Linked DNA regions of Homo sapiens: region 1 is linked to region 2. Evidence: chromatin contacts called from ENCODE Hi-C or POLR2A ChIA-PET data. All regions are on one chromosome and are shown on one strand. Each heading gives the region's core, a stretch centred on a gene start or an enhancer-like site at or near the end of the contact. The rest is flanking DNA. Distances are from core to core; before and after follow the strand shown. Region 1 holds the start of SRSF12 (serine and arginine rich splicing factor 12). Region 2 overlaps PM20D2 (peptidase M20 domain containing 2).

What was found. A loop is a pair of places that touch in the nucleus more often than their neighbours do. ChIA-PET counts read pairs that join two places held with the same protein, here RNA polymerase II (POLR2A). Pooled maps may share reads with other maps.
Region 1: a loop to region 2 is called in a map of sigmoid colon, with 2.1 times the contacts of the local background. The contact joins the promoter of SRSF12 here to the enhancer-like site in region 2. A Hi-C loop is called at or near these places in 1 of 168 maps with a recorded cell type or tissue (sigmoid colon) and 5 of 50 pooled maps. POLR2A ChIA-PET finds 5 or more read pairs at or near these places in 8 of 52 experiments (CD8-positive, alpha-beta memory T cell, GM12878, H1 and 5 more).

Annotation. Positions count from the first base shown.
Region 1 is chr6:89,116,780-89,120,560 of GRCh38, forward strand. It overlaps SRSF12 (serine and arginine rich splicing factor 12), which reads right to left and starts at 1,292. Exons shown (of 5, transcript NM_080743.5): 1 at 1,044-1,292. The coding sequence starts at 1,108. It also overlaps a transcript of PM20D2 not described here. RefSeq lists a silencer at 876-1,145.
Region 2 is chr6:89,160,068-89,164,206 of GRCh38, forward strand. PM20D2 (peptidase M20 domain containing 2) reads left to right here. Exons shown (of 7, transcript NM_001010853.3): 6 at 1,716-1,823; 7 at 2,042-4,139. The coding sequence ends at 2,196. Among named protein-coding and RNA genes, the nearest start is that of PM20D2, 16 kb to the left of the region's middle. Within about 2 kb of position 2,049, at least 8 of the 41 ENCODE cell types and tissues checked have a DNase peak (open chromatin) inside an H3K27ac peak, as active enhancers do.

The DNA.
Region 1 (3,781 bases), core at 42-2,541, 44 kb before region 2:
AAAAAAAAAAACTAAAAAATAAAAAATACTTAACGTTTATTTACTCCTCAAAGGTAAATTATAATACTCATCTCAGATGACTATGGAGTCAAGAGCTCCATGTATCTATACCTCTCTGGCCCCAGGTAAATCATTAAAACTCTTAGTTTCCGCTCTCCCTTATGTACAATAAAACAGTACTGCATAGGTAGAAAGGCTGGGGGGAAGTAAATGAAGCCCAGTGAAATGAGAATGTCTATTAACACCGTTCCCTCTCCCCCCGCCCCCAATTTCTTCAGCTCCATTAAGGAAGGAAGTGCTATATGAAAAAGTCATTCCTTAGTATCTGTGTTCAGACACTCTGTAGACAAAATTCTCAACGGAGGGGTGGGGCATCAGAATCAACCAGGTGAGCCTATACTCACGCCCTTAAAAAGGGTGTTAATACTGGACTCAGAACTTTAAAGAAAAACGCACTGATCTCATTCATTGAAGTTATTTTTTGTATGCAGAATAAAATTGTGTGAATAAAATGCAAGCAGCACCGTCTGTAAGTAGACCAGAACTGGGGGAAAGAAACTGTAAGGCCCGAGTACGCATTATGGTACAAAACGTTCTCACCAGCCCCAATTCCTCTCCATCTAGGAGGGTTGGATGCGCGCGATTTTATCGGGGCACGGCGACAAAGGAGCTGAAACGCGGGCACTCGCTGGAGCGCAAACCCTCCCGACTCCCGGCGGGGAGCGACCTGAGCTCGGGAGAGGGGCGCCCCGTGTCCCACGGCCCGCCGGCTGCGGTGCTGAACCGCGGAAAGCGACGCGGGCCCGGGACACGATGTGCGCGGCGCCGGGGCTGAAAGCTGGCCGGGAGGGCGGAGGCGCGAGTTCCGCCCTGGGCCGCGGAGTAGTCCGAGGGCTCACACCTCCCCAAGTGGCGCAGCCTGGGCCCGCGGGGAGGCTCCGCGCAGCTCCCCCGAGCCTCCGCCGGGCCTCGGCCGTGCTCCGCGGCGCGGCTGTTACCCCGCCCCTCCTCCGCGCCCCCAACCTGCAGCCGCGGCCGTTCACCTGGTGGCGTCCGCGACGTTCCTGATGAACAGGGAGGTGTTGGGGGGCCTCGTGTAGCGAGACATGACCGCTTCCTCCGTTCCCTCCGGGTCTGCCCGCGGCCGCTGGACTCGCTCCGTCTCCCGCTACCGCTGCTACCACCACAGGAGCTCCGCCGGCCCCCGGCGCGACCCCCACCCCTCGGCCTCAGCCCCGCCAGCGCGCAGCCGCAGAGGCCGGCGCAGAGGGGGCGCAGCGCGGCGCCAGCCTGGACGCACGGGCCGGGGGCGGGGGCGGCGCCGGCGCGGCCCAGGGGCCGCGGGAATTCCGAAGACAGGAGCGCGGCCGTTCCCAGGCCCTATGGGATCCGGGTATGGGGGGTCCTGGAGTGCGACGGGATTTGGGGAGGGGGCGGCGAGGGCCAGTGTATGTCAGGAGGGCGGAGGCCAAGAGGGGGCTTGAGGCCGCGGCGGGGACGCCGGGGGTTAGAGGACCCAGAGGTGGTGGCGGGGCTGCGGCTGGGCGGAGGTGGGGTCAGTGAGAGCCGCTTTCAACCGCGCCCCCGCTCAGCCTCCGCGGCCCTCAGCGCATCGTCCTGAGCGCAGGACCTTGGCAGTTGGTAGGCCTCCTGCCCCTCTGGTCTTGAGCCTTCGGCTTTCCAACTGTGAGGTCTCGGTTTTGTTCGGATTTGTTTTTTTAATAGAGACGGGGTCTCGCTGTGTTGCCCAGGTGGTCTCAAACTCCTGGGCTCAAGCCTCTCCCGCCTCGGCCTTCCAAAGTGCTGGGATTACAGGTGTGAGCCACCGCGCCTGGCCTGTTGGATTTTTAAGTATTATATGATTCTTCATCCTTTATTCACTTGGGGCATAACACTCAGCTGTGAGTACATTCATTCAGATGTTTATTGAGCGTCTACTATGCGCCAGGCACTTAGCGTGGGATATAGCAATGAACAAACAGGCCAAGCCCCGCCCTCTGAGCTTACATTCTAGAGGGGGGACAAACGAATGTACAAATGAATACATGATGTAGAAGACAACAGTTTAAATGCAGGGACAGTTAAGCAAAATTTAAATTACCCTCTCCCTATTCCCCCAAAATGTTGTAGCCCATCCCCTTCTAGTTAGACTCGTCTTCGCCTTGCTCCTGTGGCCGGCAGGCACAGCCTGTTATTCAGGGCTGGGAGTGTAACCAGGCAACTCCTAAGTGTGAAGAGTGCCCCTTTTCGCTCGCAGAAGTGGTAGGCTTTGAAGAATACATGTCGTGGTCACCCTTCTAGCTCACAGCCCTCCCAGAGGCTGTGGAGGTTCCTGGGTCTGCAGCTGTACTGGAACGGTGGCTATTCTTTCATTCAGAAGGGATTGCTCTGGCACTGCAGGCACAGGGCTAGACTGGCACCGTGCCTATTCCCCTAGAGCTTAGAATTTGGTAGGGAGGCAGAATCTAACAATCACACTGGTAAAGATACAAACTATAATACAGGGCTATGAAAAGAACTATATGCTGCTGAGAGCAGGCATTGTGGGATGGTGAGCAAGGCTAGAGGGTCACTTATGTTCCCTGAACAAGTCTTGAAGAGATGGGTAAAGAATGGAGAAGAGTAATTAGTGCAGTGGAACAGCACGTGCAAAGGCTTTGAGGCAATATAGTAAATGAGGCAAAACAGGAGCATGAGGCTGGAGAAGAGTTGGAAAATGAGGCTGGAGAGCAGGCTGGATTCATAATACAAAAGCTTAGAATGCTTACCATGTGTTAGTTGGCTAGGGCTGCCATGACAAAGCACCACAGATTTGGTGGCCCGAAACAACAGAAATTTATTCTCTTGTAGTTCAGAGGCCAGAAGTCTGAAATCCAGGTGTCCGCAGGGCCATCATCTATCTGAAGGCACTCTAGGGGAATCCTCTGTTTCTTCCAGTCTTTGGTGGCCCCACACATGTTTTGGCTGTGGATACATAGATCCAGTCTCCACTTCTGTCTTCACATGGCCTCCTGTCTTTCTCTCTCTCTTTCTCTGTCTCTCTCTCTTTTTATTTTAGATGGAGTCTATGTTGCCTAGGCTGATTTCAAACTCTTAGGCTCAAGTGATCCTCCTGCCTTGGCCTCCCAAAGTTGAGATTACAGGTGTGAGCCACTGTATTAGTCCGTTTTCACACTGCTGATAAAGACATACCCAAGACTGGGGAGGCCTCACAATCATGGTGTAGGGCAAAAGGCACATCTTACATGGTGGCAGACAGAGAATGAGAGCCAAGCGAAAGGGGTTTCCCCTTATAAAACCATCAGATCTCGTGAGACTTATTCACTACCAGGAGAACAGTATGGGGAACTGCCCCCATGATTCAGTTATCTCCCTCTAGGTCCCTCCCACAATACGTGGGAATTATGGGAGCTAACAATTCAAGATGAAATTTGGGTGGGGACAGAGCCAAATGATATCAGCCATCTATCCTATCCAGTTCTATCTCTTATAAGGACATTTGTCGTTGGATTTAGGGCCCACTTGGTTAATTCAGAATGATCTCATCTTGAAATCCTCACTTACATCTGCAAAGATTCTTTTTCCAGATAAGGATACATACCTGGAGATAGGACTTGGACATGTATTTTTGGGGGCCGCCATTCAAACCACTACATTGACTTTGCAAATAAAAAACTTGACCAAAGAAAAGAAACTTGACCTGGTGGGTAGTCACAATTACTCATCCCTGACATACTGTTAAGTGGAGAAAAATCAATTCATGAGACATGTAAACGATTAA
Region 2 (4,139 bases), core at 799-3,298:
TTTTTTGTTTTGTTTTGTTTTTACACTCAGACTCTTTAGACTCTTTAAACACTGGAGAGGCTTTTTCCATCCTGTTCACTGATGTCCCATTACTGTGCATCCTCAGTGTGTGGAGCCGTTTCTGGCACAGTTAAGTGCTTAGTGAATATTTTCTGAAGCAGTACTTCTATAGAGGCTACTATGCCTCAAAGTCTGGCCTCAGTCTGCATTTACCACATAACTAGCAGCTGTGAGACTATCGGCATGTTATTTAATACCCATAAGCCTTGGTTTCTTCATGTTTAAAATGGAAACTGTTCTAAATATTAATGAGAATACATACAAAGCACTTAGGATTGTGTTTGGAACGTAGTATTCCAGATAAATGTTAGCTACTCTTTGTCACATATTCCTTTATTCTCTTACCAATCACTGTGTAGTCTCACTTTGCCTGCATGGTGTTTGACATGTAATAAACATTCAGTAAATATCCATTGAGTGAACATAAGGCTTTGTTTTTACTGTGATTTATTCAACAAGTGCCTGTGTGTCAATCCTGTGAGAAGCTAGATGCACAGTCATTTCAAATACTATTTCTTGCCTCATACAGCCTCATAATTTAGTTTCTGACATAAGCATGAACCAAATCATCCAATACATGGAAAATTAAAAAGTACTGTAAAGGAGAGTAATACATCTCTGTGAGAGCTTATGCTAGAGGAATTTCACTTTATGGGAAGGTGAAGTAAGTAAGGCTTTGCTGAGGAAATGATGCTTAAGATGGAATTTGAAGGTTAAGTAAGAGTTACAGAGATGATGCAGGGATAGCATGTGCAAGGGTCCTGTGACAGGGAGAGCATGGTGAGTGTCTAGAGCGGCTAGGGCATCGAGAGTAGTGGGAACATGGTATGAGATCAGGTTGGAAAGGTGAATGAAGATTGAAAAAAAAAAGACGGCAAATAGAGTAGATGCTGCTAGACCAATTAGGAAACTTCTAGTTCAGGCAAGAGATAATGATAGCATAGGCTGAGGACAGGTGTTGGTGATGGTGATGCAAAGAGCGTTAGGATTCTGAGATATTTGGCAGGTACTGTTGATAGGTGGAGTGGAGGTAGAAGAGAAAGATCATGAGTTTGACTTTAGATATGTTAAGTTTGATCTACCTTGAAGACATCCAAGAGAAGATACCAGGCTGGCAACTGGATGTATGAGCATGGAACTTAGCAGAGACTGGGAAGAGATTTGAGTTGGTGGTGATTTGAAGCAATACATACGGACAAAATCTTGAGAAAGAATATGCAGTAAGAAGAGAAAGGGGCCTGGAATGGAGTCTCCCGTAACTATTATTTCATCGTCAGGTAGAGGGGGCTCTATCCCCAAGAGAGACAGAAGAAGGGGCCATCAGAGAGGCAGAAGGGAAGCCATGCAAGTGCTGTGTCACAGAAGAGAAGAAAGGGAGTAGGTGGCAGTGTGGAGTGCTGGCCAAGAGGGCCAGTAAAAGCCGTGAGACAAGGTGAGGGCAGGTTTGCAGTGACCTTCATGAGAGATGTGACTGATACAGGGGAGTGGGTGGCAGACTCAGTGGAAGGTGAGCCCATGAAAGCATGAGCATACGGACAACTCTCCAAGAAGCTCACTTCTCTGCGTCTCTTCTAACAGGGACTGTGACTTCATAACTCCAGAATACTTAACCACATATACTTAAATAGACTTTTCTTAACTTTGTGTGTTCCAAGGATCTACGGATTTTGGAAATGTTAGTTTTGTGGTTCCTGGAATTCATCCATATTTTCACATTGGATCTAATGCCTTGAATCATACTGAACAGTACACTGAAGCTGCTGGTAAGTGTTGTTGGATGTGACTGTTTTGGCACACACACTCTTCTTCTGGTAGTAGCTGCCTTTCTGTTTAACCTACTATTTCACTACATAACATCACCTCAGTAAATACTGCACTGTGGTGGGCAGTTGGAGAGCCAGTTGAGATACGGGTAGCTAACCTGTGAAATTAAATACAGCTTAAATAAGTAAGGAGGTATTTTATTTTCTCTACCTTTTAGGGTCACAGGAAGCTCAGTTCTACACTCTGCGGACGGCCAAAGCTCTGGCAATGACGGCACTGGATGTTATTTTTAAACCAGAGTTACTGGAAGGAATCAGAGAGGACTTTAAACTGAAACTTCAAGAAGAACAGTTTGTAAATGCAGTAGAATAAAAGACTTAGGGGCCACTTATAAATCAAGAAGACGTGATGATTTTTTTCTTTTAATCTCTTTTAATGAAGGCATGCTTGTTTTTTAATCTTAAAGGAGTAAAATTCTTTTTACCTGATAAGTGAGGACAGGGTGTGGAGAAAACATATTAATTACCTCATATCTAAAGTGAAAATTTTTGCAAATCCGTACTTGATAGGATTATGATATTACAGGAGCTGGTATGTGATGCCATTCTTTCTTTTTTTTTACCCCGCAACCACTCACCTTCACAGTAGTGATACCATTTCTTAACCTGGAGGATACATGGCATCATTTTTATAAAATATGTTAGTAAACCTTTTTGTAAGCCTTAAATGTTATGTGTATTTTTAAAAGCTTAAGAGATTTCAAACCTTATATTCAGAATTGACACCCATGAGAGTGTTTTGTGGTATAGGGTGGTAAACTTGTTCTCTAATCGTATATTAATTCCTCTACCAGATTGTATATTTGAAGCCAGTGTCTTTCCTTTTTTTGTTTTAAGATAGAGCCTCGCTCTGTTGCCCAGGCTGAAGTGTAGTGGCACAATCTCGGCTCACTGCAACCTCTGCCTCCCAGGTTCAAGTGATTCTCCTGCCTCAGCCTACCAAGTAGCTGGGATTACAGGTGTGTGGCACCATGCCCAGCTAATTTTTGTATTTTTAGTAGAGACGGCATTTCACCATGTTGGCCAGGCTGGTCTCGAACTCCTGACCTCAGGTGATGCACCTGCCTCGGCCTCCTAAAGTGCTGGGATTACAGGCATGAGCCACCGCACCCGGCCTGCCAGTGTCTTTTTAATACACATGTGTGTTGGTATTTTTAAATTGTTACAGTATCTAGCATATTGCTTACTCTGAATATTCAGTACTTTTTGAATAAGCAAATATTGCTTCCTTGCTTGGAATCATCAGAGTTTAAAGTAGCTTCGTGGATGGACCATGATCCTAAGATGAGTTTTAATTTTGTGTTTACAGTCATCTCTTGTACAACGTGGAGAAGAAAAGATATACTTACTACTTTGCTTCAGGTACACATAAGAAAACCTCTTTTTTAAAAAAATTTTTATTTTTTTACATAATAGAGACAGGGGCTCGCTGTAGCTTCCAGGCTGGCCTCAAACTCCTGGGCTCAAGCAATCCTCCTGTCTTGGCCTCCCAAAGTGTTGGGATTTCAGGTATGAGACACCACACCTGCCCATTTTTGTTTGGTTTTTTAATGGGCAGGTTCTTGCTCTCCCAGGCTGGAGTGCAGTGGTGTAATCACAGCTCACTGCAGTCTCGAACTCCTGGACTCAAGCAGTCCTCCCACCTCAGCCTCCTAAAGCACTGGGATTACAGGCTTGAGGCACTGCACCTGGCCCTGACCATTTTTTAAAAAGGTTAGGCTTAGTGCAAAGTTTAAAATTATATGATTCTTAAAATACTGAATTAGTTTCTAAACTAAACTAGAGGTATAGGTGGACCTGCTTGAGGTATCTTTGTTTTTATGGAACATTTTTATTACATGCCTTTATAATTTTTCATTGTTCACACCCTGTACTGAAACCTTTTTCTCAAATACCAACTCTTGGCTATGTTAAATTTGTAGACTTTAAAAGATGTTATCTAAATTAATGGTTTAAATATACAAATTGAAAATATTTTCTTTTTAGTGGCAATTTTAAAAGCAGGCCTTAATATGGGACCTGCTTTTAAAGTAAAATATGTGGTACTATGAATTACTAAATTGCTATATACCATGTAATAGTGAGTATAGCTAATATTTAGTATGCCTTTTAAAAATTTTGGACTGCTTTTCGGTTTTAACAAATTCTCCACATGTGAACTACTCAAGAAATTTTCCCTTTTTAATTGCCTCTATAGCACTCATAAGAGCTAGGGCATTAGGATAAACTAGAATATTTTATGTTTATGAATACTTG